Linked DNA regions of Homo sapiens: regions 1, 2 and 4 are each linked to region 3. A link is an interaction called in ENCODE POLR2A ChIA-PET data of the cell type or tissue named here. Cell type or tissue: OCI-LY7. All regions are shown on one strand. Each heading gives the region's core, and the rest is flanking DNA. Links, peaks and the distances in the headings are about the cores only.

Evidence for each region. Peaks named below come from ENCODE experiments on the same cell type or tissue, not always from the same donor. Only the 100,000 strongest peaks of a DNase experiment are listed, where the experiment ranks them.
Region 1: POLR2A ChIA-PET joins it to region 3 with 12 read pairs; 5 of 35 experiments call an interaction of 5 or more read pairs at or near these places.
Region 2: POLR2A ChIA-PET joins it to region 3 with 10 read pairs; 2 of 35 experiments call an interaction of 5 or more read pairs at or near these places.
Region 4: POLR2A ChIA-PET joins it to region 3 with 11 read pairs; 3 of 35 experiments call an interaction of 5 or more read pairs at or near these places.

What each region holds. Positions count from the first base shown.
Region 1 is chr5:107,452,695-107,460,621 of GRCh38, forward strand. All of the region lies in intron 1 of EFNA5 (ephrin A5), which reads right to left. Among named protein-coding and RNA genes, the nearest start is that of EFNA5, 210 kb to the right of the region's middle. In OCI-LY7, for the core only: a CTCF peak has its summit at 4,632; DNase peaks (open chromatin) are centred at 3,745 and 4,654.
Region 2 is chr5:107,369,455-107,376,854 of GRCh38, forward strand. No RefSeq gene overlaps it. Among named protein-coding and RNA genes, the nearest start is that of EFNA5, 300 kb to the right of the region's middle. In OCI-LY7, for the core only: no CTCF peak of the experiment used is centred there; DNase peaks (open chromatin) are centred at 3,857, 4,147 and 4,627; H3K4me3 peaks cover 1,652 bases; H3K27ac peaks cover 1,867 bases.
Region 3 is chr5:107,509,683-107,517,609 of GRCh38, forward strand. All of the region lies in intron 1 of EFNA5 (ephrin A5), which reads right to left. Among named protein-coding and RNA genes, the nearest start is that of EFNA5, 160 kb to the right of the region's middle. RefSeq lists silencers at 2,406-2,700, 7,644-7,693 and enhancers at 2,406-2,700, 3,685-3,744. In OCI-LY7, for the core only: no CTCF peak of the experiment used is centred there; DNase peaks (open chromatin) are centred at 2,509, 3,889, 4,279, 4,789 and 3 weaker places; H3K4me3 peaks cover 3,583 bases; H3K27ac peaks cover 5,000 bases.
Region 4 is chr5:107,438,954-107,446,880 of GRCh38, forward strand. All of the region lies in intron 1 of EFNA5 (ephrin A5), which reads right to left. Among named protein-coding and RNA genes, the nearest start is that of EFNA5, 230 kb to the right of the region's middle. In OCI-LY7, for the core only: no CTCF peak of the experiment used is centred there; no DNase peak of the experiment used is centred there.

The sequences.
Region 1 (7,927 bases), core at 1,029-6,028, 58 kb before region 3:
TACTCCAGCCTGGGCTCAGAATGAGACCCTGTCTCAGAAAAATTTTTGAAAACTCTTGTATACAACAAATTATTATATCTTATGTTTTAAACCTTTAAAGAGTCATTTTCTACTTGAGCTTCTGGTTATTACATTACATACCTAGGAAAACTCATATATGTACAGACATGCATACACAGAAAGGCTTAACTCCAAAACACAAAATATTTCAGTAAAACACCTTAATCCTTCAAATAAGTGAAAAGAAAAGCTTGCCTGGCCTGATTTCTTTCTTTCTTCTTTTTAAAAAAGCTTATATGAATGTTGTATCCATATAAGAATAATAAGCCCTGCATTGTTTTAAATAAATCTCTATTTGATCTTCTGGCTTCTTTCTAAAGACACTTTACTTCTCAATAACAATACACTATTTAACTGGATATTGAAATACATAAACATATATTTTATTACAAAACCCTAGAACATAGTCACATTCTAGATGGAGTTCTAAAACTGACAGAATGTTCAGATAGAAAGATGTGAAGGCTATTTAGACATATTAGATATTAAAAGAATTGATAAAAATCATTGCTTTTTTATTTAAAAACTTCCTATAGTTGGTAAAGTCAGACAATGACCACCAGAATAATATAATAAATAAATCTTATATTCAGAACAAAATTTATTTCATCTGAAAAATATAAAAATGTATTATTACCAACTGGGTCTTATGTATGTCATTCTGATTTAAGTATAGCTTAAAATATGCTGAGCCTATTATATATGGGACTCTTTCTTATGCACTCTATGTATATTCATTTTACATGGGAATTAAACTCTATAAATTGAGTTCTACAAGTGCATAAGTACAGAAACAAATAGAAACCTATTTATAGGTAATTGATTTCATGATTTTTGGAGTTGACTAGGTGATTTTTAAGTGGCACTAGCAATGAGGTCTGCCAAGTTTCTACTTTTGAACATTTCTATACCTTGTGGTCTCAATTTAAAATACATGAGAAATCACAAATTCAAGCAATGCCAGAGATGAAAGGAAGACCTTAGCAGCAGCAGGTGGAGCGGAGGAGGTATTATTGAAATACTTGTTGATATGATTCAAGAGTGCTCAAGGCCATCTGATGCTAAGGGCCACAAGCAAAATCAGCAGAGGCCTAACCTGACTAATTGTCTCCCCTGATTGTGACGGTTTTGATTAGAAGAATAATCAGCTCTCAGCAGCCTGTAGGCAAAAATGCAAACTGAAGGAGTGTGAGTGTGTGTGTGTGTGTGTGTATGTGTGTGTGTGACAGATGCATAGCAGAATGAATGCCAGATCAATATTAACCCACTCTTAAAACATTAAAGGGGTTCCAATATGAACAAAAGCCAATAATTCCCTTCATAGCTAACTAGCATGAACGTTTTTCCTTCTGTCACTTTATAATTGCTTTTATACAATCTAAAGGAAATGCTGATATTCAGGCTTTCCAAAAGTCCAAATGCATTCATATTTTGTCACTGAAAATTGAAGTCATACAATTCTACAAGTCATTTTTGAGTAGTTACTTTAAAATACTTTATATTAAACTCAACAAGACATCGTTTTAAGATAAATTAGTAACATTTTTTCTTAAAGCTTTTGCTACTATTTCATCAATATGTTAATGAAAATGTATAAAAATTATACCTTTGTTTTTAAAATTAAGATTAAGAATATATATTTAATCATCCAAAGGACTACATTAAAATCAGCTGTAATCATCATTTGAAGCTTTACTTTGTGATTGTCTGCTTCTTTTTTCAGATGACCAGTCTCTCAGTTTTGTGCAAAGTATCTTAAACTTAGACTAAATGGTAATTTACTTCAATTATTATTCCTACATTAGAAAATTTTAAATCTCAAGATTTAGAAATTTAAACTTCCTGAAGTTATTAAGCTCTTAAAGGTGAAAGTTTGGGGAAATTTTATAATATGCAAATACTAACATTTTTTAGTGCCCATAAAAAAGCTAAGGTCATTTGGTTCCTGTGAGAATGTAAAATGTATACTTTATTTGCTTACAAATGTATCACATTTAGTATATTTAGATATAGGCAGGGAGGGAATGAGGAAGAATACATTTCAGAAAAAAATGTATAAATCTTTTGTAAATTGTATTTTTACTTAAACTTTCTTTCCACTGTGGCTATGAGAGAATGAGAGGGAACAAGAGCAAGAGCAAGTAGAGAGGGAAGGAAGCTTTTAGGTCTGAAGAGTTGAAACTGGGTTATTTTAAGCTCCATTCCATGAACAGAGGTGGTTTTATCTTCAGCTAAGTGTTTAAAGGCATGTGATAACACTAAATGCAGATTTCCATCTACCTGCTGGACTCAACAAAATCTCAAACCCTCAACTGGTGCCTCCAAATGTAACTGTCAGTCAGCTGATGTCAAAACCTAACGTCTTTTCCATGGCCTTACACATCTGGTCCCTGTCAGTGTCAACGAGGTTTGTTGGATGTGGTGTCATGGCAGGCAAATGATTTATATACACAGACCCAAAGATCTCAGAGCTCCTTCAGAGGATGCATTTCATCTGGTGTACTTGCCATCAACAAATGATTGACTGAAATTAAACAAAACCTTACATCCTGAAACGTGAGCATTCTCTACTCCCCCTCTTCACTCGGATCATGAATATATTTAGTTAGCCAGGGAGTTCACAAAAGACCCATGTCAACAGTCTATTAGTGAGATAGAAAAAAATGCACATTAAACACCTCCATGCTTTAGCCTCTGACCTCCTTAAGCTGGCACATTTTTAAAATTCTTTGTGGGATAAGGAATTACTAACCAGCCACACTGGAAACTCAAGAGTAGCTGGTGATCAAGTCCACCCAGCATTTTCCTTTGCAAATCTTCAGTTGAGGGAAGAAGACCTTCAGAAGTGAGTGTTGCCTTTATCAAATAAATTACCTAAAATACTGCACCAGATTAGAACAACAGCAAAAAATTCCTCATTCTTGTCTTTAACCTCTCTTATTTCATCTCCTTAGGACAATGCACAGACATGAGGCACCCAGAATGTCTCTTTCTTTGCTCTTAAAGTTTATTGTTGCAACCTGGTTATGGATAATTCTTTCCACTTTACTCAGTGTGAATTATTCTTTTTCACAAGCCTCATAATGAACTATAAAACTAACACTTTGGTCCAGTTAGCATTAGCATATGTTGAGAACAACTTTAATGCACAGCTGCCCTGACTGGGTGCAGCCAAACTTCTGATTTTGAGTGCTTCCTGCAGGAAAATGCCATCCACTACCTAGAAATGCTTCATACTCTGCTGTTGTTTGATTAACAGTTTTAGCTTTGACAGACATTAATACAATGTTAAAGATATTAATTGTCTCTTAACTTAGAACTCTTAATTGAAAAAGAATTAGGAACCTGGTGAATGGTTACAGGTCCATATTCCACATGGAGAGGGCTAATTAAGAGCTCTGGGGTGATGGGGTGGTGGCTTAGCTCCTAAAAGGAGGTGTCCATATATATCAATCTAAAGTTAATTTAACCTAAGCTAACTAGGGTGTGATTTATATTTTTATCCCAGAGCTCTAGGCCATTTCCCACAGCTCTCTCTTTTAACATGCTGAAACTTGCTTAAGCACTGAAGGAAGAAAAAAAGTAAGTAATGATTGTTTAGGTAATGTTAGGGTGGTGCAGATCAGCTCTTGAAGAAGCCAGCTGTTCATGCACTGTCATCTATCCATGCAGGCTTGTTCAAACATGCAAAGCAAGTGGGCTACAGTGCTTTCCATCTATCTAGGTAAAGGTGTAAAAAGTGGCATGTGTAGAAGCCAGCAAACAGCAGCAAAATCTTTTCAGATCTTGCTAAGCCTCTAGAGAGCTGAAAAACATTCCCTTTTAAGAGAGATGTTTTGAAACCAAGTGCTGTTGCAACTGTGCCAGTGGTTGGGGCATGTCTCTACACTAGTTGAACAAACCACACTTGTCCCAGCAAATCATCTGGCTTTGCTGCTGCTTTAGATGGGGCTGATCTATACCCTTTTGCATCTCTAATGCTCACCTCCTGTCCAGATGAGCTCTCTGGTCTAGCTTGCCCCCTTGTTCAATATGGCCATAGAAGAAATTTGGGGAAGGAAATCTGATGTTTGGGGTCTGTAAGCCCATTTCCTTTATAAATGCTATGCTACTTATCTAGTCAAAATGCATCCCAAGAATCTGCACAACCCTGAATGTTCATTCTGACCCTTAGCACAGTTGTTCTGCTAGTGTACACTGCTTCCCTTCACGCTTACTGTTGTGTTCTTAGTGGGGAGGAGTCTCTTCTTGCAGGTCAAACTCTGTACCTCTTTCCTCTTTGCCCAAGATTAGCTGGGCCCACAGGGTCACAGGCCCTCCAGTCAACCTACCAATGAACAGCCTCAGTGGCCCACTTAACTCTAATTGAAAGGCCCCTTTTGTCATTTTTAACAGATGTAAAGTGTGTGAATTTAAAATTCCAAATGCTGTTAATATACAACTCGCACAATGTTTTTTGCTTTAACATTCATTGCTGACCTGTTATGATCTAAAGTTCTCCAAAAGAAAGTTCGTGTTAATACTGCACTCCATAGAGGTGGTAGGAATAGTCTCTAGCCTGATGAAGGCACTCTAGATCCTTGACTCAGCCTCTGAAGGTCTAGGACCTCCCACAGTACCAATATCCATGAATGCTTAAGTCCCTGATATAAAAAGGCATCGCATTTGCATATAACCTATGCACATTCTCCTGTATGCTTTAAATCATCTCTAGATTTCTTATGATACCTAATACAATGTAAAAATATGTAAATCATTGTTATACTGTATTGTTTAGAGAATAATGGCAAGAAAAAAGTCTGTACATGCTCAGTACAGACACTTTTTATTTCAAATATTTTCAATCCAAGGTTGGTTGAGTCCATGGATGTGGCACCCATGTATAAGGAGGGCCGACTGTATTTACTTTACCATGTTATTTGAATAAGTTACCTAGTTTAAAAAAATAGCTAATAATAAGGAAAAGTGTGAGCAGGAGAGAGAATATGGGAATGCTCTGTACTATCTGCTCAATTTCTATAAACACACAATTGTTCTACTAATTTAAAACAAAACAGCAACAACAAAAACATAGTGATCCTCTGAATTGCTTCACATAGGAGCAGCAACTATGTTCACTTCACATATGTTAATTCGTTTGCTCCTTAAAACAACTCTAAGAAGTGGGTGTTGTTATTTTCATTTTGCAGATGTAGTAACAGACAAAGAGAGATTTTAGAACGTGTTCAAGGTTTCTATAGTGGCACCAAGATTCAAGTCCCCTTATCTCCTCTTCCAAATCCCATGCTGTTCCCTCTAAACCACACTATTTTCTACTATACGTTGATCATATCATATTTATTGTTGGGCTTGGCTACCAGTCAGAGCTAAATGTAATGCTCAATGAGAGTAAGATACTACTTTTGATATATTTGTTTTCTCTGACCTCTTTACAGTTTTTACAGTTGTTATAATTATTTGAACAGTTTCATCTGATATGCCTTTAATCAGTCATTCAAACACCTTCCCTGAGCTTTAACTATGTGCTATGTATCACCTTGGACTGTGGGGTACAAGGATGAATAGAAAATAATTCCTTTCCTCAAAGATTTCGGCCTGGTCAGGGGGACAGACCCATAAACTTGTAATTACATTTTGAGATGTAAAGGTGGGATCCCAAATATAGCCTTGGAGATAAGAAAAGGCTTACCCGAGTCAAAGTTTGAGCAGGAGTTATCTACAATTGGCAGAGGCACTCTAGATAGGATGGGCAGCATGAGGAAACCAAAAGGTACAAAGGTGAGAAACAAGGTGCCTGGAACCTGGAGTGCTAAAGCCTTTTTGGAAGTCGTGAGACAATAAACTGCAGTTATAAACTAGTACATCATTATAAAAAAAAATTGTGATACAGAAAACAGAGTGCTGAAAACCTCCGTATGGGTATCCTCAATTATTTGCTTAAATCGTAAGGGAAACTATGCATTGAACCGCTGTCTATCTCACAACACCATTTAAAACAATTGTTACAGTAACCAAATCACTTCAGTGGTTTTTAAGAAGTATTTTCTTATTGTGTGCAAGAGAAACTTTAATCATCCATTGTACATCAGGGGAAGAGACAGAATAATTTTAGTCTTTTTTTATTGAAAACTTCAGGATATTGCTGATATTTTAATAAAAGCAGTCTAGATCTTTTTTGTTTGTTGATTCTCTATAAAGGATTTCTAGGCACAAATTTTGATTTTTGTACCTTGACACCAAAATATACTTTTCCATAAACGTATACCTGACAATTCTTTGTTCTTTAACTTAAGGAGCATTTCTTCCTTCAAATTTACGTTTAAATTAACTGTTTTATTTTAGGACCTCAAAATATCAATTGGAGGCTACTGGCTCACGCCTGTAATCCCAGCACTTTGAGAGGCTGAGGCAGGTGGATCACCTGAGGTCTGAAGTTTGAGACCAGCCTGGCCAACATGGCAAAACCCCATCTCTACCAAAAATACAAAAAATTAGGTGGAGGAATTGGGAATAGCTTGAACCTGGGAGGTGGAGGTTGCAGTGAGTTGAGATCACGTCACCACACTCCAGCCTGGGTGACAGAGCAAGACTCCATCTCAAAAAAAATCAATTGGAACACATGAAAAAAAAAAAAAAGAAATGTAGAACAACAAAGCAGAACAAAGGCTAGAACTACAGAAAAATAGATGGTTAAAGTGAAGTGGGCCTGAAGATCATTTATCCTATGTTCATGTTTTATAGTTGAGTAACTGACACCCAGAAAGGTGAAGTCACTTGGCTAACATTGCCAAGTTCATTAACGGCAAAGCTCAGAGTAGAGTGAATTCCTGAATTCCAGGACAGTGCTGCAAAAATTATCTCCTGGAGTTCTGTAAATGTAAAAAAAATTGAAGACCCTGTGAGAGTTGAGAGTTTCTTCCTCTGCTCCACAGGAGTGGAAGGAAAGTGGTCAGAATTGAGTTGTCACGCAATGGCACAGCAGAAGAAAATTCCTAGCTTCAAGCAATGATTGGTGAGTTCACACTGTCTCAGTGGGGCAGCACCACCTGGAATCTCATATGAGGAAACATCAGATGATAAGGGCAGCTTGACTGGAGTCAGCTTTAATAGCCTTAACTTTGTCTCCAGTTGCCAACAAACAGCAGGGTCAGCTAGACAGCAGCAGCTACAGGTGGCCATCACCACTTCATCTCTCTTCCACTCTGCACGCCTCAAACGCTTAGCCTTAGGAACTGTTTAACCACTGCAGAGGTAACATTTTTAGGGCAATTTTGGCTTTTCTGGTTTAAAATCAGGAAAGGCTACTGTGTTATACAGAAGATGACTGTAGCCAATAAGGAATTCCATGCAGGAATGGCCTACTCTGCTAATCAAGAGGTAGGGACCTTTTCTGTGCCCTCATTTAACAATCTGTATTGGAATAAAAGCAGAACATATGTAAAGGCTTGGAAAGTATCTCCTTTTTGATTTTGCTGATGCCATCCTCATATTGATGAGACGAGAATTTTTTTTTAAGACACTAAAAATGAATTTAAGACATGGATCTAGCACCATGGAGCAAAGGATTATCGGCCCTAACCATTTCTGCTCCATGTCTTCTATTATTGCCTGCTGACTATTTCTGCTCATAAGGGACCATGAACTATCCATGAGTGCAAAATGGATACAGCACAAATTGATTCAGTAACATCACACAGACACGTATGAATAATGAGGCTCAGTTGCAGTCTGTCACACAGCAAGCATATCAGTGTAGCTGATTTATCGAAAACTTGAGTGAGTAAAGCCTCTTTCTTAAGGAAGGTATCAGCTGTTTCTTCACTTTTTTGGTAAAAAATAAATTTGAGCAAACTAAGATCTTTTGTAA
Region 2 (7,400 bases), core at 2,401-7,400, 140 kb before region 3:
AATGGAGTCAGAATATTATGAAACTCTCAAAATAGAAGTCAAATAATGACCAGGCATTACAGTGACCAGAACTAGGAGGTTGTTCTGGGCTTAAGGAAGCAGCTCTATGGAACTGCACAATCAAAGTTAGGGCTTTGCTAGAAGAAATGACACTAGGTACATTCTGCATATCTGCTCTCTTTTGTTTATCTCCCTTTCTTCTGATTTATTCTATTTCTATTACCTTTCAAGCAGGATATACTAATTGTTCTGGGTAATTATTATATAACAAGTAATGGCAGAAATATTTCTTTCCTTGCCAGAATATATATAGGACATTGACTAGCCTGAGGATTGGCTGCTTCTGGGTCAGGTGCCCACTCCCTGTCCAATCAGTTATCAGTGTGATGACTTGGCATATTACATGGCAGCCCAGTAAATAAATGCCTTCTTTCTTTCCTCAGAAGGGACTATGGCCTCACAAGCTTCCTCACTGATGTGTGCAGCCCCATAATGACTGGGAGCTTTACCCGGGTGCAGCTAGTCTCCTTTTAAAAATATCCATAGTTCTGAGCACAAGTTCTGGCATATAGTAGATGCTCCATAAATTGTGACTAAATGAATAAGCAAATCTTTATATTCTTCTTTCCTGGGGCTAGTTTTGGGTGAAGTGAAGTAACTTGCAGTTTGCGTATGATTTGATATCACTTACTTGTCAACAGCAGGAAATTGCAGAAGGTTCTGGATTCTAAGACATGATGTATTTCACTTTTCCTCTGCCCTTTTCAGAAAAAAATTTTTCCTTGATCTATGAGAATCAAGCCATTGTAGTAAAGTCAGCAAGTCAATGTGATATGACATGAAGGCCAAACCTTATTTTAAGATGAGAAACTTGCTATAACTCCAGTCATTCTCTCTCATACCCTGGAGTCACTCTTCCTAAGAAACTAGAATAAAACTCTGCTAGCTACTACAGAAACAAGCAGTTCTGATGACTATAAATTTGTATTCTGGTTTCAAGAGGGGGAGTCAGAGTTTATTTCTTTAGAGAGAAGTCTGGAGAGCCTCCCTCCAAATGAGAACTTCCTCTAAACCGTGAACTCCTCAAGGTCATGGACAGACATCAGGGATGATGGGGTCTATGGGAAGTCATAGGTCAGCATTGCCTCCCCGCCCCCCCGCCACAGGAATTGCAGGCACACTGTGTCACTATGCTTCAGTTCCTTACATAAATTTCCCAGTGGGATTGTCCCCAAATGAAAACTGCACCGAGACTCTGTGACCACAGTGAGCAATGTAGACACGCAGCACCAAGAACAGATTTGTGCTGGACAAGGGCCTATCCCTCCCTGGACCGGCTCCCATTACACAGTCATCATTTTCACTTGTTCCTGCCTGTCCATCCACAAACTTGATCAGGGCAGAGGATGGGTTTAGAAGCAGGGGAAATATTGTAGTGATTACAAAATTAATCTTCCTTTTTGCAAATCTCCCACTAAAAAAAAAAAAAATCTCAATTCCTTTGGTGTAGGTTCTTTCCATATTTCTGGAAAGAAGAACTTTCTTGTGTTTGGGTGGCTGCTTCTGGAAGATTGTGTATACCTGTTGTATACAATAATGAGGGGTCCTGATGACAATTACGTTTGCTTCCTTCTATGTTATCTTTTTGGCTTCTCAGAGCATCCTGGAGAGTTTTGGTCAATATCTGTGGAACCCACTTTTTCTCTCTCCTCTCAATGGAGTTGTGAAAGTGTGGATCAGAGCACTAGGGTGTGTTTTTGTCTGCTGTGAACAGCTTAGCAAAGGAACTTGGCATCCTCAACAGACAGAGTAGGTAATAAGTCTTGTGGGCAGAATCAATGATAAAAGGAAGGGGGAAAAAGCAGGACTAAGAGATGAGGACAGCCAAACTGATTTCAGCTAAAACTGATTCAGCTTGCTAATGAATCCACCAGCTAGTACTGAATTCTTGATACTCTCCTCACTTCTCAAATCAAGTTAAAAAAATTGATTCCATGCCACTTACAAGAGGCAGAGCTGTCACTTACTAGGGAGATTAACTTGCTTTGTTGAATACTGACAGGGACCAGAGAAGGGCAGGACCCACAGAGAATGCAGGGCACTCTAATTTGTGATAACCTCAAAACCTGAACTAGTAGTAAATTGAGGGTTTGTAATTTGTGCTAACATCCAGTCCAGACTAAGGTAAGCCTAGAGAGTGAATTTAAGGAAGCCCTAAACCTACAGGATTTTGTGTCATCTTTGTGAATCCAAGTGCCCAGACTGGTCAGAGCTTTAAAGGTGCAGATCCTAGTCCTCTTTTTTTTTTTAAATTTTTTTCTTTTTACTGATACATACTAATAACAATAATTGTACATGTTTATGGGAGTAGATCCTAGTTTTCCTGCTCAGAGTCTGCACACTCTCACATTTAGCCAGCTACACCCATTAAGAAAGTTTGGGGGTCAAATATTGGAACAATGATGACTGCCCTGCCTCTGAATATTGGAGAACCCTGTAGGTGCGGAAGTCAGCTGAGTCAAGGAGAAAACACCAAGGATCCAAAATGCCAAGTGATGCTCCCTGCCAGAGTAGATGGTTTTCTGTTTCCTGCTGGGGCTCTGGGAAATTCTCAGTGTGGTCAGATATGTGAATACCATAGTACCTGGCTGGCCATCCCCCGTGTGATTTCTTTTAACCACCACACTTTTGCCCTATGGCTTCAGGTGTTAACAGACTGGTGTTTAAATGTGCCTAAAGTGACTCTCTAGTGTCCTTTCAAATACAACACTGCTTAGTACAGACAATGCCAAGAGAAAAAGGCTGTGGATTTATCAAATTAGAGAAAATGTTAAAAAGTATGTGACGTATGTATGTGAGGCAGGGGAAACTGCTTTTAAAAAGTAACAATATGGCTGGGCGCGGTGGCTCATGCCTGTAATCCCAGCACTTTGGGAGGCCGAGGTGGGTGGATCATCCGAGGTCAGGAGTTCGAGACCAGCCTGGCCAACATTGTGAAACCCCGACTCTACTAAAAATACAAAAAATTAGCTGAGTGTGGTGGCAGGTGCCTGTAATCCCAGCTACTGGGGAGGCTGAGGCAGAAGAATTGCTTGAACCCAGGAGATGGAGGTTTCAGTGAGCTGACGGTGCCACTGCACTCCAGCTTTGGCAACAGAGTGAGACTCCCTCTCAAAAAAAAAAGTAACAATACAAATTATTATTATTTTCAATTCTTCCTAATTTTTACAGATTAAGTTTGGCTATGCACAGGAGGAAGACACCTTAAGAAATTATGGAAGACCATTACACTTGAAAAGTTCACTTTTATGATAAAGCTGCAAGACTCACAAGAAACATTTGGAAGTTGCCTAGTGCCCCTCTCCCAATTACATTGCATTTGAGACTTCCTAAAGGGATAATACGTCATTTGTTTTTCCTTCAGCTGGAGCTCTTAAGTTCTTAGGAAGGAACAGTAACAAACCGGGGGCCTCTGTCCAAATCCTGGATCAACTTGACTCTCGTTCTTTCCCTGGCTACCTGAGTTAAGCAGCTTTCTTTTCCCTGTTTCTCCAGGAAAAAATGATGACAATCCTCCTTTCCAGTTAATTCTTCCCAAGATTGTTGGAAAGAGCCATTAGTTTATGTTTTATTCTTTATGCCTGTAAGATCTTGGGATGAAATACTCTTGATAAACCACAAAGCCTATTACTATTTTAAGTACCTGCATCTTCCAAGAGAAGGAACATGCTGGCTCCCTGCAGGAGAAACAAATGGAGTCAGCTTTCTGGCTGGCACACTGTCTTTAAGAAAAAAATAAAAAAGACACAGATCGTCTTGTTCCGTCTACTGAAGAAAATGTGTTCAGATTTAGTAAAGCCGAACACACATTTCAGAGGAGTTACTTGTTCCATACTCTCTGCTACACAAATCATGGTGGGGGGCGGGGGTTGTTTTGTTTCAGTTTGGTTATTTTTTGGTCCAAAAGAACAAGTTCTGAACACAAAATGGAGAGGATACCAGGGTGGTGATAAAATGTGCCTTTTAGGATGTATGTGGGAAGAAACATGTTCTTTCTCTTATTTTAGTATCTTGTTTCATGGTTGTGAAGGAAAGAAAATGACTTTGGCTACCTGCATTTCAAATCGTACGTGCGGTCTGAGGGAGCACCTGGCACTTGCAAGAAAACAGCATGCAAAAATATTTTGTTCTATTTTCCCATTGTAATCTCTCTTCCAGATTTTTTTTGTCCCTCCCTTTGTTTTCTTGTCAAGATTGACAAGCATCCATGTGTTACCAAGTGACATAAAGTTCTTGCTTGAATAATCATGACTAAAATCCAGGGTATTTTAAAGCGCATTATTGACTTGGAGAGCCACCCACTAGATTGAATTCTTCTGAATTAACAAAGACTGACAGCCTCAGCAAGGTACGTTTACCCTAAACGGTCAGGGCCTCCCAGGTTCCTACCGTAGCCCTGGTGCTGGCCTCTTCTTCCCAGGGCTGTTATGATGAGGGTTATGGAGCTAGAAAGGCTTTTCTCATTAACATTACAGAAAACTACATGTTTAGGAATTAAACTCTGGATCAAAAAAGCAGATGACAAGAAGAGGAACTGAAACTTCTTTTTATTTAAAGTGGGTAGCACTGCCTTGTTGACCTGCCATCAGCGTGAACACCAACTAATGCCGTTCTGGGATGAGATGGCAGAACTCATGGGATACTTAGAGAGAAAGAGGGGGGCATTTTTAATAAAAAGTAGTGAAATCATGTTTTACTCTCAGCATGTACTGAGGCTCTTGGGAAGGGAGTGTGACAATCTCTGAAGAAAATTGTTGAAAGGGTCATTATGTTGGAATATGCTGAACATGAGGCCTTTACTCCTTTTTCTTTCTCCAGTGCTAGGAGTGGCTACAGAAACTCTGTATAAAAGGGCTTAGAAACTGCATTCTGTTTGGAAAGGAGGAGGTGGGAAGGGAACTTACCTGGAAGCAGTATTTCTCAGCAAGCCCACTGTTTTTAATTAGGTACTATTTGTTTAAAGAGTGGCTTGGCTAATCACCTCCTCCCTCAAACCAAATGAACCCTTGGTGAAGCCCTTGACTAATTCCTTGGGCAATGCAATTTCCTTTAAAAAAAAAAATCTTATGCATTTATCATCTGTATAAAACAAAGACACGCAATTGATACAAATGTACTGCTCACAGGGTCCAGCAGTTACAACTCCATTTTAAAAATAGGCCTTCATATGTATTTAACCACTGAATGACTTGATTAATATAGCAGAATGTATCAAAATAAAAACTGATGGAGAATATTGGCCAGATTATTTCTAATGATTTTCAGAAATACTTGTTTTCCAAAGGGAATGTGCAAAAATTATAATGCTTTTCATAGCATTTTTTGCCAATGCTTTCCTGAAGGATAGTTATCAGCAGAATACAAAACTAATCTTTGCAAACAATCTCTAAGAAATTGTTTTGCAAACAATCTCTAAGAAATTGTTTTGCAAACAATTCTCAAGAAACTGTTAGAATGGTCAGTGAGCAATTCATCAGGATTATATTGAACTTTTAAAATGACACCTAGATTATAGACATTCCTATAAGACATTCAGGTACATACATGTGTGTTTTAGTCACCACATGCATGGACATCTAGATTCCAACATTTTCCCTGTGATTCTTTTTATACAACACCTTAGATTACTTGAGCATTCCAAATGCTTTGTTACCAGATTAGGTGTGTTGGTGCAGCACTGCTCATTGTCCCATCTCTGGTCCAGTCAGCTTTCCATTAGCGTGTGCAACAGTTTGCACGTTCTGGATTTTATACCATTTCCCTCATCTGTGTGTGGGTGTGTCCAGCCTTCCCACTCAATGAGGTTCTAGACATCTCACAATTAGGTGTAGATACAGTCTCAGTTTCAGGAGCAGCTACCTGACTATTCCATAAAGCAGAATCTGAAATTGTCATCTACTCCTCACTTCCCCTACTTCCTTAGGGGAAGAAATGCGTGATTTCTCTGGACCAGCACACCCATAATTTGCCTCAGTGACATTCAGATGGTGTTATGGGTTTTCACATTTTTACAGTAGCCTCTGTGGCTAATATGAAAATTTACACCATGCATTTCTCCACTCTCTTAAAGCCTACAATGCTTTTAACTCAAGTGTTCTATTTTCTAAGAAGTCCCTAACCCCATCTTGACTATTTTTAAAAGTAATTTCCTTTAACTCAATCTTACTAATCTATAACCCCAAACTTTTTCCCATTCACGTTTTAAAAAAGTATTTATCTCTCCTATTATTTATGTATAATATAAATGCTTGGATTTTATTTCTTCTCTATAAATCACTATTATGTCATGCTTACACGTAATGTCTGCCTTATGTTGTAAGCTTTGAAAGTACAGACTGTAAACATTAACTTTATTTTGCACAGCACTGAGCACAATGTCATGATCACTTAAATGCTGTTGATGATGATGGTGAAGATGACAATGATAACGTAATGCTGTTCTGGTTTGAAAATGTCATGTAAGGAGTCTAGTACATATTTTTTAATGTAAGTTGTTTCTCATCCTATAAAGCTGTCATTCTTCATTAACAAAAAAAGGTTACAGTAAGTTATAATTAGTGTTTAGTGCCCTGTCAAATAATTAAGTATAATAAAAAGCTTTCAATGAGCTTAATGTTAACATGGGGTAATTAAAGCCAAGTCTTGAAATGCATTAGGTGTCTATTATGTCAGATATTTGATGTTTTTTTCTTCTACAGATGAAATTGTCAAATTGTGCTTATAGCAATGTCATCATCAAAGACAAAAACACACTCACATCACATAGATGTAAAATGGGCTTTGACGTGCCCCAAAAGGGTAGAATTTAGAAAATGGAACAATCTCTCATACAGCCCTGTTATTTACAGATAAGGAAACTGAGTCCCAAAGATATCGTGTGACTTGCCTAAGGTCACACAGTAGTAAGTTAATTCTTCCTTGATTGTGAGAATTGAGGCTTTGGGCAGTACTGAAGAGATTATGATTATCATTACTGTTATTCTTTTCTTCTTCCAGTATATTTGCTGGGAAAATGCTTATTTGGTCTTTTTCTTGATGGGGTGAAAAAACTATGTCTAAAGTAAAAGAATACAATTTGTATTTGGCTCCTGTTGTATTTAACAGTCGTTTTAGGATGCAGGGCTTGTCATAGTGCCTATTTTAAGGCTCAAATACAGAGACTAGGCTGAAATCTCACTATTCTCTCATCAGAATAACTGGAATGCGCCCAGATACTTGGCCATTTCTAACTCTGCATTCTTTGAGCTTCCCAGGCCTTCTCTTGTGCATGTTGTATTATCTTTTCTGTCCACAAAGATTTTGAAAAATCAGCAGAGTACAAGTAGCCCCTGAAATAAAGG
Region 3 (7,927 bases), core at 2,008-7,007:
TGGTTATAAATGATTTAAAAACGTAGATGAGGAACACTGGAATACGGCCTTCACGAGGGCAGAAATTTTTGCCTATTACATTCATTAGTATATTTCTAGAACCCAGAAGAGTCCTTGATCCTAGCAGATGCTCAATAAATATCTGTGTATTGAATGGCACATAATGGACACTCAGAACATAAATGTTTAATGACTGAATAATTCATGGAAATGATTACGCCATTAGTTAATAACAATATGCTCCATGATCATCATTTCACTGTATGCTACTGTCAAAGGCATTTGAATCACAGCAACTCCATCTTGAATAAGGGCTATGTAAAATGAGGCTGAGAGCTACTAGGCTGCTTTCCCAGGAGGGTAAGAGATTCTTAGCCACAGGATGAGATAGGAGGTCAACACAAGGTACAGGTCATAAAGACCTTGCTGATAAAACAGCATGTGGTAAAGAAGCCAACCAAAATCCACGAAAACCAAGATGGCCATGAATGTAACCTCTGGTCATCCTCGCTGCTCATTATATGCTAATTACAACACATTAGCATGCTAAAAGACACTCCCACCAGTGCCATGACAGTTACAAATGCCATGGCAATGTCAGGAAGTTACCCTACATGGTCTGAAATGGGGAGTAACCTGCAGTTCCAGGAATTGTTCACCCTTTCCCAGAAAACTCATAAATAATCCACTCTCTGTTTAGCCTATAATCAAGAAATAACTGTAAGTATCCTTAGTCTAGCACCTCAAGCTGCTGCTCTGCCTATGGAGTAGCCATTCTTTTATTCCTTTACTTTCCTTTCACTTTACTCTAGGGACTTGCACCAAACTCCTTGCGAGATCCAAGAACCCTCTCTTGGGGTCTGGATCTGGACCCCTTTCTGGTAATACTACAATATGAATACTTTAAATGGTGGTTACCAGGAAGTCTTAAATGTTTATGACAAGTAGGTGCTTAGTACGTTTTCTTGAATATATGAGTAAAGAAATAAACTAGAAAGACTGGGTCACAATTTAGAAAATAAGTCATGAGGTGCTGAAGACCAGAACAGCCCAATCTTTTTTTATAAACCTCCTGGATGCAAGTTTTAACACAGTCTCAAAAAAGTTGTGATCAGTTTCTCCAAAGCTACACACTGAGACTAGGATGACAACGAGCTACCTACTCAGGATTTTGCAAGGACCAAAAATCTTTTCTTACTTTACAATACTCTCAAACAGAAACTATTTTAAACTACATGGTTAATTCAACCTTGTGGACTGGATGGTCATCAAAATGATTATATAATTATTTCAACATAGTTGCATTTCTTTCTTTTTCTTTGTGTGTGTGTGTGTGTGTGTGTGTGTGTGTGTGTGTGTGAGACGGAGAGTTTTGCTCTTGTTGCCCAGGCTGGAGTGCAATGGCACGATCTTGGCTCACTGCAACCTCTGCCTCCCAGGTTCAAGTGATTCTCCTGTCTCAGCCTCTCTAGCAGCTGGGATAACAGGCATGCGCCACCACGCCTGGCTAATTTTGTATTTTTAGTAGAGACAGGGTTTCACCATGTTGGTCAGGCTGGTCTCGAACTTCTGACCTCAGGTGATCAGCCCGCCTCGGCATCCCAAAGTGCTGGGATTACAAGAGTGAGCCACTGCTCCCGGCACCATAGTTGCATTTCTAAATATAAAATCCCCACGAAGTTTGAAAAGATGATGAGATCAGGGATATTTGAACACATTTTTAAAGTAAATGGATGTATGGAATATTATGATAGAATATAGTAGTAGTGGTAGTCAAGCATGAAACTGGTAGAGAAACAAAAATATACATGTAAAATAAACTCAGTATTTTAATAATAAAATAAATGGTATCCTAAAAAATACACTGATTTTGTAAATCTATATTTTGCTATTGTGACTTTCTATGAATATCCATTTATAAAGTGTTACATTCCAACCTGAAGCTTTTTTAAAAGTACAACAATCTTTTTAGTTTCAACTTTAATCTGTAAATTAAGTGCCCTAAATCATCTAATAGCATAGCTCTAAATTCATCCTTATCACCACTGCCTATTTAACATCAAAACTATCATAAAAAAAATAGTTCTTATCTATCAATGCATACATATATTACTTTTCTTAAAAAAAACCTGACTAATAATGTGGCACCATGAACATGTTATATGTAGACATGGTTTGTTCAAAGGGCTAAAAAACAATTATAGCCCTGCCTACTCACAATGCATTCCCCCAAATTTTCATTAGCTTACATCATAGTAAGACTTCACAAAATTTTCATCTGAAAAGACCTACTTTCCTTAAGATCTTGCTCACAAAACACCCAAAAGGTGCATTTTGAGAAAATGAAGAAAATGCCATGATGCTATCTGTGGCTCCTGCAACACTTGTTTTACTTCCTTTCGAAAGAAATAGAAAGTCAAAAGAGACTTCAAATGGTGGGCAGATGTAAATGGCATTTGCCTGAAAAGACATAAAGCAGCATTCAACAGGGAAGTCCCACCCCACTGAGTCTGTATAAGCGCTCACTCCATCTCTGTTGTAGTTGAAGACAGTGGCTGTCAATCAATCCTGGCTCAGTGGTTAAAGAACCCCACATAGGCTCCTCAGTAGGGTGTAAATGGCTGCAATCGCCTGGGTATAAGCAACTGATTTGCAAGCTGAGGGGCAAAACAAAACAAACAAAACAACAACAACAACAACAACAACAAAAAACACAAAAACCCCCACCTTGTTTCTTCCTCACACAACCTGAAATCAATACTCTAGCCTGTTTTTTTTTACCTTCTAGGAGGTTTACAGTTCTTGTAGGCCATCATTACAGAGAGTCACAGAAGGCACAAAACTGAAGCATGTCACCCAGGTTAAGAAGCTGAAGACTTTGTGCTGATTTCCAGTGATTATTGCCATTAAAATAGAGCAATGAGATAAAGTTTTGCCAGAGCCAAACACACACCATGGTGTTTTTGCAAAAGCATATACGAGAACTTAACTCCAAGATGACAGCTCCATCAAGCAGCAATCACCGAGAATGCTGTTCTGAATTCAAAGGCAACCCTGCTAACCACTCTTTCTGAGTAAATCACTTAACTTCTTTTATACCTCAGGTAGTTCATTGTGCACTACCTCACCATGGGTTGCTTACCAAGAAAACGTAATAAAAATAATTGGGGAGCTCTTTGAAGACATAAAATTGCTGTGGAGAGAATCAACTGTAAATTTAAGTCTGTGCTCCTTGGTGAAGAAGTCTCCAAGTGAGCTAGTCTTGATGAGGTCTCCTTTGATGATTTGGACTGTACTACTCTTAGTAGAAAGAGGCTCTGCCCCTTCCTGATGGGTACTTACGTACCCAGTGGCCAGGAGGAATGGACTCAGGGATGGGGCTAGGGGCCTCACCCACCAGGCATGAGAGGTAATTTGTGCTTCCCTGGCTGCCTTGGCACCATGCCTCTGTAGCTTTGTTTCAGGGATGACATGCTTCAGCTCAGGCTGCTGTGCTTAAGTCCTACTGTAGTCAGAGATTTGGGGCTGGGAAAAGAGGGGCAGCTTTGCCCCCTCCTGAGCCAAGAGGAGAGGGAGAGGGAGAGAGAGAGAGAGAGACTCTATCAAATAAAAGCCTGTTGGGATTTACAAGGAAACACTCGCTTGGGAGCTCAATTAATAATAAAATGTGATGAGCATGTTGATTCTGTGGGTTTTGTTTCCAAATCATTTGCTACCTGCCCCATTTCAGAGCATGTCAGGAATGGGTACTCTCCCACTGCAAAGATGGGGAAATGAGTCAAAGTGTCTCACTTGTGTAGCAAGTGGAAGCCAGATGTCAGAAGATGTATGCTGGGCAGATGTTAGAATTTTAAAACGAGAACTACCTGAATGGCCCCAGCAGAAAACATGGTATTCTAAAAATAGGACACCGACACCCCACCGAAATCAACTGTTCATTTATTTATTCTACATGACGGGTGCTGTGGGGCACCAGCTTCTTGCAAGCCTGCAAAACTGCTTGTGATTCATAAGATGTTTCTGAACAGAAAGAGGCTGGTGGTATCCGTCCATTAAAAACAGGCTCTTCACTGAGATACTGGGCTCTATGTTGTTTTTTCTTTAATTCCAAGAACTCAGAGGGAGGGACAGAAATGCTCAGTGGATAGCTATGGATGGATGAGCAGAGGGGAGAGGAAATAAGTGTGACATGTAAGCTGATCTGTGTGATACAGTAAGAGAGGAGGATGTTGCGAGGTAGGCCTGGGTCAGCGTCGCACAGGTGTTGGTGCTGGAATCTGTTTCCTGAACGTCTGTGCTGAACACAAAAACAACCAGGACCACGGGGGTAGAAATAACAAGTCTCACATTGCTTTAACAAAAACAACAAAATAAAGCACTATTCCTGTTTTCTGCTGTTTCTGTCATGCTAAATGACATCCCTGTCCCCAGGTTTAGCTATGTATTTTGCCACCTCATAAAACCCCAATCAATCTTCCCTTCTCTTCTGGCACCAAGTTATGAAGCATCCCTGATCTTCCAGACCTAAAGAAAACAGCAGAGAGACGGGGCTCCTCATCAGGTAGAGGTTTTCTTTTTTGTCAGAATTTGAGACTAAATACAGATTGGAGTATTCACTTGGGAATTCAACAGAGATCCATCTTAAGGAACATTCCAAATACACAATCAGAAAGAAAGCATTTGTGTGCTTTTCTGCTCCTAGGAAAATGCAGAGAGAAAGAAAAGGTTACTGTTTCATGTGAACTGATTTCTCCCTTCTCTGTGGTAGGCAGAGAACACATCATCCCACCTGGAACGTGAGTCATTTGTGAAATGCTTGTTTTAAATTCAAACTTCTCCACAACCTGACGAGTGTGTGGGAGACCCAAGGAAGCTGACATACAAGGGCAGATTTATTTTTCTGCCAGAAGGAACCATCAACACAAAGGCCAATGGTAACCCTAAAAATGGAAATGTGCTAACCCTTTTTATTGTCAAGCAAATAAAAAAATTATTCTTCAAAGGAGGAGAAACAAATGCTCAGACCCTCCAATGGCTTCCTGTCTCATTCAGAGTAAAAGCCCAAGTCTCTACAAGGATTCTATGAGGTCCTACGTGACCTGCCTCCCGTCTCCTCTTTCCTTACTTCACTGACTTAATCTCCTACCTCTCCTTATGATATAGGAGTTAAGAAGAAATTAGGCAGATAGCAAGGGCATGGGAGTCCTTGATAAGGCTTTTCTTTTTAATGAAAAACAGAAAAACAGCCCCAAATCATTTTCTAACAAAGAGCTGCCTGCAAGCTAGGAGCTTGCATGGGTGAATGCCGGCAGGAACTAAGGACTAGACATGTGCAGGATGGCAGCTCCATCTTCCTTTCTCTGCCAGCCACGTGTACTGTCAAGGAGCAGACAAGATGGTCCCAATCAACTAGAAAGTCCACTTGCACTGTAACCTCCGCCTTCTGGGTTCAAGTGATTCTCCTGCCTCAGCCTCCCAAGTAGCTGGGATTACAGGCGACTGAGCCACCACACCTGGCTAATTTTTGTATTTTTTAGTAGAGATGGGGTTCCACCATGTTGGCCAGGCTGGTCTCAACTCCTGACGTCAAGTGATCCGCCTGCCTCAGCCTCCCAAAGTGCTGGGAATACAGATGTGAGCCCCCATGCCCAGCATCAAGACATGGTTTTTATTTTTTATTTTATTATTATTATTATTATTATTATTATTATTATTGAGATGGAGTCTTGCTGTGTTGCCAGGCTAGAGTGCAGTGGCACAATCTCGGCTCAATGCAACCTCCGCCTGCTGGGTTCAAACGATTCTCCTGCCTCAGCCTCCCTAGTAGCTGGGACTACAGGCATGCGCCACCACACCAGGCTAATTTTGTGTTTTTCGTAGAGACAGGGTTTCTCCATGTTGGTCAGGCTGGTCTCGAACTCTCAAACTCAGGTGACCTGCCTGCCTTGGCCTCCCAAAGTGCTGGGATTACAGGAATGAGCCACTGCACCCAGCAGACATGGCTTTTAAAGTGCTCTGTTTTATCTACTTAAGGCCTGGACTCCACAAATCAAATCAATGTGTTATAATACAGAACTCTGGGTACTTCCTAATCTTATAACCTCTTCCTACTCATGCTCACGCCCCAAAGGCTATCTATCTATGAGATATGTTGTACACAGGAGAATCCAAGCCCAAGAAACTAAAAATCATCCCAAAGCAGTTTAAAAATGAACAGGGTTTATTTTACTGTAGAGCTTGTTACATCATCCATTTGTTGAATTACCATTTATGTTGGGTTACTTATCCTTACAATTCAAATGACCTACAGCCCTAGACACTAGAATTTTATTTCATTTTTGAGACACAGTCTCACACTGTCGCCCACGCTGAAGCGCAGTGGTATAATCATGGCTCACTGCAGCCTCAAGTAACCGGGCTCAAGTGATCCTCCTGCCTCAGCCTCCTAAGTAGCTAGGACCAAAAATGGGCACCACAATGCCTGGCTAGTTTTGTGTGTGTGTGTGTGTGTGTGTGTGTGTGTGTGTGTTAATTTTTGGACAGACGAGTTTACACTATGTTGCCTAGGCTGGTGGCAAACCCTGGCCTTAAGCAATCCTCTCGCCTCGGCCTCCCAAAGTGCTGGGATTATAGGCCTGAGCCACCATGCCTGGTTGAGTTTTATTTTTTTTAAGCAGCCACGATATACAGGAATCAAGAGAATTTAATCCTCAAAAGTAAAAAAGAAAAACCTCTATGAAAGGAAATGACTTGGGCTTGTGTCTATGTAGTGCCCAAAACAACCTGTTGGTCTGCTAATCTGTTAATCAAACAACTGTTTTAACTATATTATGAGAAATAACCACTTCAAGTTATTTTTGTTTTTATAGAATTGACAACTCCTGTTCCTCCCAAACTGCTTCTTTGATACACTACACATATGGCCGTAAAAGAAAGAATGCTTTAAATACCATGAAGCCCACATCTAAGTACTTAATTATCTGGGAAGCTTATGATGATGGTGATGATGTTTTCCCTCAATGGTAAATCTAAACCATGTGTGACAGCTGCAAACCACAGCATTTATTTAGTAAAGCCAGGGCTCCTTGCTCCTCTGTAGGCTTAGGAAACATTTCAGTGATGTCTGAAAAATAATAAAATATGTTACATAAAAGTCCAATATCTAGAACCTCAAAAATATTATATTCAGTGAAAGAAGTCAGACATAAAAGAACACATATTGTATGATTCCATTTGTACAAAATGTCCCAAAAAGGCAAGTATATAGAGACAGAAAATAGATGACAGGCTATCTAGGGCTGGGGGTAGGCACAGGGGATGACTATAAATGGGTATCAACCTTTCTAGAATACACACGTCATAAAATTATATCGTGATGACTGGATGGCTCTGTAAATACACTAAAATTCATTGATTGTACATTTACACCTCATGAATTTTATGGTATGTAAATTACATCTCAATAACACTGTTACTAAAAAAAAAAAAAGATGGAAAAAAGTCCAGTATTTATAAAAGCTTACAGGTTATAGGGTGCAGGGAGGAGAAACTAGAAGACAATGATGCTATCTCACAGTATTCATCATGCAAATTATGGTTTCTGTTCTTTTCTCCACTCCTATACAATCATGGTGACTCAGGAGAGGGTTACAGGTGTGTTGAAGCACAGTGATAAAAGTACTGAACTCCGGGCCAGACTGCCTAGGTCGGCCACCTACTGCTCTGTGACTTCAGGACAAATCACTCGGTGCTTCTTGTACTTTAGTTTCCTCATCTGTAAACACTAGTAATAGTACTGACCTCATACGGTTGTTGTGAATATTAAATTCAATATATGAGAAAAGTTTAAAAGTGCTCACTATCATTATTATCCTTTTAGCCTCTTCTTGTGTGCCCAATAAAGATCTTGGTTTTCTGTATATGCCAA
Region 4 (7,927 bases), core at 1,867-6,866, 71 kb before region 3:
GAGCATCAGGTTAAAAGTTTAGTAACTGCTACATTTATGTCATGGTATGGCTCTCTATTTTAGGATTTTTTTTCTCTTATTATTTTAGCAGTGTTACAGACTGAATGTCTGTCTCTCCCACTCCAATTCATGTTTAAGCCCCAACCCACAATGTGATTGCATTTGGAGACAGGGTCTTTTTTGGAAGTAATTAAGGTTAAATGAAGTCACAAGGGTGGGGCCCTAATCCAACAGGATTAGTGTCCTTATATGAATAGCAGAGAGCTCATTCTCCTTCTGCCATGTGAGGACTCAGGGAGAAGATGGCTGCCCCAAGAGAGCCCCCCACCGGAAATCAACTTCTGCTAGACCTTGGTCTGGGACTTCTAGCCTCCAAAACTGTGAGAAAATAAATCTCTGTTGTTTAAGCCACAGGGTCTATGGTAGTTTGTTATGGAAGTCTGAGCAGACTAATATGAGCAGTTTAACATTAAATTAGGGATACAGTGGGGGATAGGGTGGTTTTGAATTACATTGCTCTCAGTGACTTCAGATGTATATAAACATCAATAAAGAACAGCTAAGTAAAAATGGCCAGAAAGGAAGGGAGCAAGGGGGAAGGAAGATGGCAGACTTATGCCACTACCAGCACTTCTCATGATACCCTGCACATGGGAGAGACTCAGCATCTACTTGCTGCTCTGAGCAAATGGCTGCTCTGAGGCGAGAAGGCACACTATTTTTCTAAGTAAGCATAGTTTCAACTCTGAAATTAACTCATGGCACTACAAAAACGACTGTATTATCACCTGGCAACTGTGTTATCTCGCTGTTTTAGCAAAGGCTTTTGCCCAGAGATAGAATGAAGGGTGTTACAGAAAAGTCACATATTCCATTTTACCTTTCCTTGACCCTGGAAATTAAAACAGAATATGCCACCACCCTTCAACAATTGTATTAAGTGCATTCTAGGGGCAAAAGAAACCACGAGGTACTTTGTTAACACCAGAATACATGAAACTGTCATTTCATGCACACATTTATTGGTGGCCTGTGGTTTAGACTGGGGAACAAAGGTACTTCAGTTCATCACATAAAAATGGTTTTGCACTACTTAGTATTATTATTTCCTCCCCACACTCATTAAAAGGATATCCATTCATACAGCTGGATCCTCTATTTACTTTTATAGCCTGGACCACAGAAAGATATATGCAAGAAAAATGCAATCATAAAAAATGAGAAACTAATTGCTCTATCCCAAGGAAACATAAGCGGGAGAAAGAAATAAACAATTCACCATTTATTTCTCAGAAATAAATCTAAGCACTTTAGAGGATTCTCAAGTACTACAATATTTCTACCTACTTAAATGCTTGTCTATCTCAATGACAGAGAATATAGTTGTTTTTCTTTTTCCACCTATCATCTTAATAAACTCTACTTTCAAAATGTCTACCTTGGAAAAGAACTATAGTTCAAAGGGAGTGCACATGATCTTCCTATTGAACTTTCAGAATTTTTGGTATTGCCAGAAGCTCTGAATGAGCCACTTGTGTGGACTGCAAGGTTTCTGAGGCAAGGTTAATGTCAAGACACAAAGACGATGAAATAAGCAGATGATAATGGGCACTCCATACCCATGAAAACTCAGCACTGTCAGCTTTGAGAAGACAGGGTCACAACTTACTTTCTTCAGTACTCAGTAGTGCAATCCCAGATCCCAAAGTTTCACGACGTACACATTAACATTTTATTGCTGCTCACACTGTTCAAGGCAGACAGAAAGAGAGAATGTGAGCTGTTTTTGGTCACAAACTCAGTGTTGATGAGCTGGGTCAAAAAACAACACAGGATTTACAAAACCTATGGGAGATATTAAATGAGCCTGGGACTAAGCACAGAATCTGTATGCTATGTGATGGTAAATGTTACTCTAATATAGCACGTCAATTGATTTATTTACAGAATAGGATAATTTTACTTGTTGATGTTTTAATTCAACATCTGGGTATCTACCTTGTACATGCCAAATATTTATCAAAATCATACCCCATTTTGCATGCTAAAAAAAAAACTTGGATTTTTTTTTTTTTTCAGTTCTACAAATATAAAGTATTCCTTTCAACCCTCTCTCTGAGAAGTAAAGGCATAGGGTAAACAGGGATTTCACCTTGGTATATCTCAGATTTCTGGCTCAGGACACTCTGTATCTGAGAAAGATTCACAACAGCCAAAACCAACTCAAGGATGTTTTTAAATCCAGTCATTAATTAAAAACCCTAAGTCATGGTCACTGAAAGTACTGGTTACTATGGTTCTATAAACGTGATTAGGGAAAATAACATGACATGTGCTGGCCAGGTGAGCAGATTAGAAGCACAATCTACCAGGCTAATATAAAGAGTATACCCACTCTTGGTGCTGTTAAACCTGCCCTGAAGCATGCACTAATATTCAGGGCTGGAGCAAGGAAGGATAGCGTCCTATCTGCAGAAACACCTTTTCCTTCCTTGTGTAGGCAGTGAAGCTGTGCTGGAATTGCATTTCCCACCATATAACTGGGACATGATCTGAAGCTTACATATACTTCAGTTTAGTTCTGAATCCTAAGAAGTTACAAATTATTCCAACTCACTAGAGGAAATGAAAATTAGGAGCTGTGGGAGGTGCCTATTGTTTTTCTGTTTTAGTTTAAATATGAATTTCTGGCATAAAAGCTGAAGAAATATACTTACATATGCATAGCACTTTCTGGTAGAACATTAAATTTAGTTTATTTTTTAAATAAGGGTGGTGCCTTCTGAATATAACTAATATCTCTAAAGATGTCAGAGATGTTTCCAAGTATATGGAAACAGGAAATACTGCATTTCTTTGACAATTAGGACATTTAAAAATTTGTATCACATGTGGAAAATTGTGTTGATTCTAATTATGAAAAAACTTACTGGACAACTCAAAATTAGACATATCACTCCTGATTTTCTTCGAATCTAAGAAATCCTCCTACATAAAACTTTTGATAAAGGTTTTGACTCAACAACAGCTACAACCATCTTACTAGAGTTGAGAGCAACAAAATCCTAACTCACCACTCCTTGAAAACACCAGGTTATTTGCCTTTGTATTCTAGACCAATAACCTGGCTTTGTATCCTAGACACTACTGATGTTCACTAGTCTTAACCTACAGTAATTATATAAATATACACAGCATGCATGACATCAGCTTGCAAAGAGATGGCCTTTTTTTTTCCCATTGATACTTAGTCTTAATAATTTCACAAGAACCCTACTTCGGAATCAAGACTATAGAGAGATATACTAGTAAAATAAAGTTTGAGCCATCATCTTATCCAGCTGTTTCCTTTTAGAACTCTTAACTACCTAGTTTCTTTTTTTGAAAATCTCCAGGGGAGAATTTCATTCTAAAATAGTAGTTCTTTCCCAGGACCTATAGATGTCATTCAAAATTCAGTACATAAAGAAATTCTCTTTTCAAGGGCATCCAGCTTTCCAGTGTAGTTCAAAGCAATCCCCTCAACCCTGCCCTGTAAGAAGATTTGAGAGAAATGTATAGAAAATGTAGCTTATGTTTTCCTAGGAAAGTTGAGCTGATTGTATTATCAACTGTCTATTGCATTAGCAATTTCCAGCTGAATTACAAACTGTTTCCCTGCATTATATTGCTATTGTTCAATATCATTTTATTGCCCTAATGAAACAAAGCTATATAATATAACCATAAAGTACTGATTACAGTTAACCATAATGGAAGCGAGCTAAGGAAAGCTCTATTTTTAAAATAAGCAAAGAAAAAGAAGAAATGCTGATACTCAGAAGACTTTTTTTTTTCTCTTTTTGGTTTTCTGGATTGGGATCAAAACAACGCTGACAAATTACTTCTTCTTTCTCTTCCAACAATACAGATGGTATTTCCCCCCAAGACAGAATTTCTAGAAAACTTCCCGAGGAGCGAAAGTTCCCCAGGTACTAAAAAAAAAAAAAAAAAAAAAAAACCCTGTGAATTATAAATATGTCTTAAAAAGTACCTACCTCAAACCAGAGTATTCTCTTCATATCATGGAAGAAGATATCCAAATTTTCCCTGGGGTACAGGTTTCTCCCTGTCTGTAGATGAGCTCTTGGAAAAGTACCATTATGAAACCATTAGGGGCATTGCTTATTGGCCTATATTAAATCGACCAGCAACACAAATGATTAGGATGCTGTGCTGGGCAGGAGGCTGCCCAAATAAGATGGCAAATCCATAGCTAAGGTTTCTGCCTTTTAGTAAAGGCAATGAAGATGACTTGGCAGTTCCTTATATACCCAGCTCCTTTTCCATAGATAGAACCAGTAAACAAAGAGTTGGAAAGAACAGGCAAAAGAGAAATTTCTTGGGTGTTGCTAATTAAATGATGACTATAAGCTGCAGTGCCAGGCACTTGCTGTCCTCTGACATGCATGCCAGACCCACTATACCCCCTCAAGAACAGCATAATTAGAGCAAGGGGGAACAGAGTATCATTCCCCAAGCATTTCTTGTGTTGAACTGGAGACAGTTAATGAAACTACTGTACAGTGCTGTAGTGGCAGATGATCTGTGACTGCCCTTTTTCTAGGCGCTTAAACTTTCAACATCTGAAAAATTCTTCTTGCCATTTCTGCAGTAGATATGGTGTAAATGCCACATGTTCTTACTCATAAGTGGGAATTGAACAATGAGAACACATGGACACAGGGAGGGGAACACTACACACTGGGGACTGTCGGGGGTTGGGTGAAAAGGGGAGGGAGAGCATTAGGAAAAGTACCTAATGCATGCAGTGCTTAAAACCTAGATATCAGGTTGATAGGTGCAGCAAACTACCATGGCACATGTATACGTATGTAACAAACCTGCACGTTCAGCACATGTATCCCAGAACTTAAAGTAAAATGTAATAAAATAAATTTCAAAAAGATATGGTGTAAATGTAAAGTACACTTGAAATGCCTGAATGTCAAGATCAGAGACTAGGTCCTCCAAGACAAACTCTGGTAATGGAACAATCCTTATTCTTCTAGAGATCTTTGGTGAGTATTCACATTATCTACGAGGAACGTGGATGATAACATCATCCATGTGGACACAGCATGCTGAGTGCTACATACTATATTTGATGCACTGATCTGATGTAAGTGGTTCAGAACAGTTTCCGCAATGCTCAATATACTTGCATTTTCTCATTTCTGCACCCCTGAAAAAAGCTAAAGATAAATCAGGGTGATATCTGTTAGACCTCTTTCAATAGTGTGTATTGCTTGAAAGATGAAAGAGAACATGCATTTATCTTTTCCTATTAGAGTGCTAATTTATGCAAGTTCATTTGCCTTTTGCATCTATTGATTGGATTCTTGTTGTCTCATCCCCTGTACTCCATTAGAATCCTCGCTGACTTAACAATAATGCAAAGGCAGACAAAATTTGTACAGATTTTTACATGCTCTTGCATCTATAGCCTATTTAAAAGTTTGCATAAGCAAGACAGTGTAAGTAGAAATTATGGGCAACATGAAAAAGTATTTCACATCATTGCATCAGAAAGAAAATCTCAGAGAAGATGAGAATACTTAATGGTTGAACTTCTCTTTTCAATTTTAAATAGTCATGGCTGAACATTTGAAAAGAATCTTGTGCTTCAGGCATGCCGAAATTAAAATAGAAGCGCAATTTGAGATTACAGTTTATAAAACCAGTAAGCACAGCTGCTACATGTAGGACAGGAATGGCCCTCCTTTTCCAAATCCATTTGTGTAAGTCAAACTTAGAAGTAAAATTTTCTTTACTATGAAAACTGGCAAAAGGACACAGCCCTAGGAGAATAATTTTCAGACATGGTTTCCTATGAATTTGCTCCCAGACTCAAAGAATGCTTGATTTCCTGCTTCATTGGGAATATATATACATATTAATTAGTTTAAATGCTTACCGTTTATGGGGTCAAAATCTGATTTTAGTTCCAGGAATAATGATAAAATAACTTATTTAATATTAAGTGACATAAAAGCTGATAATCATAGGACAAGAGTATAAAGATTGCCATTTAAAAAAAGTTTTTTGGAGATAGAGTCTCACTCTGTCAACCAGGCTGCAGTGCAGTGGTGTGATTTCGGCTCACTGCAACCTCCACCTCCTGAGTTCAAGTGATTTTTGTGCCTCAGCCTCCCGAGTAGCTTGGATTACAGGCATCCACCGTCACACTCGGCTAATTTTTATATTTTTAGTAGATACAGGGTTTTGCCATGTTGGTCAGGCTGGTCTTGAACTCCTGACCACAAGTGATCTGCCTGGCTGGGCCTCCCAAAGTGCTGGGATTACAGGTGTGAGCCACCACACCTGGCCTCAAAGATTGCCATTTGAGATATAACTTTAAACCCCAAAGAGTATTTTAATGCACTTTGTACAGAGCACATATGTGCTCTATTGAAGGGTTTATAACTATTCCTTCTGGTTTTCACTTCACTATGTCCAAAAAGGAAGAGGGAAAATGTAAAAGTCCAGTGAGAATCTGATCTGTTCTCATCCTCCAAGTGATTTATGGCCTCAGAGACTTGACAATGGAGAAATCGCAAGATGCTCACAAGTCACGAAAAGGGAGGCTTCTCAGCTTATTGAGGATGCTAGAGTTGTTCAGGCAGGGATGTTCGACAGAGGCAGAGGGACACCTAGCAGGTGTGGAGTTCAGCCACCCAGACCTCTCCAAGGATGGCTGCAAATAGCACAAGATGTCCACGAACACTAATAGGCGTCCTCTGAACCACTTGGGAGGTGTCACTAATAAAAAGTGGAAATCAAAATGGAAAGAAAATTTCACCTCTAATCCTTCTTGTGGCACCTGGCTTTTTCAGCACATATGGTACATAAAGTTTGTTAATGTCTGGTAGTTATCGAGTAAATCAGAGTTGATTAAAGATGTTTCAACTTTATCTTCATTTTTCAGACTTTATAGACATCCATCTGATAACTGAGAATAAACAACTATTTTATTGGTTGTGGCAGACAGTTCAGGAAAGAGGTTAAGAGAAAGGAATACACAGTTGTCTGCCTATCTTCGAATCTGGGCTCTGCTGCTACTAACTGTGTAATCTTGGCACATTCCATGACCTCTCCACATCTCAGGTTCCTCACCTGTAACATCAGAACATAACACCTCACTCCTAGGACATGTTAGGATTAAATGTATAAACTAAATGAACAAATAAATGATGACTAAAAGTACAGTGCTTTGTACAGTGCCTGACAAATGATTAAGTGCTCAGTATGTATTAAAACAAAGTAAGAGGAATATATTCAATTATACTATTTATGGAACTTTTAGGGTATTATTTTTACCACTAAAATGAATTTTAATTATTTGAAAAGCATCCTGAGAATCTCAAAGATCCTGCAAAATAAAAATTTCAACAGTCATTATTACATATCTTTAGTAGGTAGAGTGTAATTTTTGTTTATGAAGAAAGGAAATGTGATTTCTAAAACTTTAGAAAGGCAGGACCTGGTGGCTTACACCTGTAATCCCAGCACTTTGGGAGGCTGAGGCAGGCAGATCACGAGATCAGGAGATCGAGACCAGACCATCCTGGCTAACACGGTGAATCCCTGTCTCTACTAAAAATACAAAAAATTAGCTGGGCATGGTGGCGGGCGCCTGTAGTCCCAGCTACTCAGGAGGCTGAGGCAGGAGAATCGCTTGAACCCAGGAGGCAGAGGTTGCAGTGAGCCAAGATCACGCCACTGCACTCCAGCCTGGGTGACAAAAAACTTTAGAAATAAAAAACTTAAAAAAATAAAAATAAAAACTTCAGAAAATGGGGAAGAAGACACTGACTTTCTCAAGGGGACTGTCTATGCACTCACAAAGAAATCTCAGTCACCTTCTGGAAGCATGCAGGATATATAA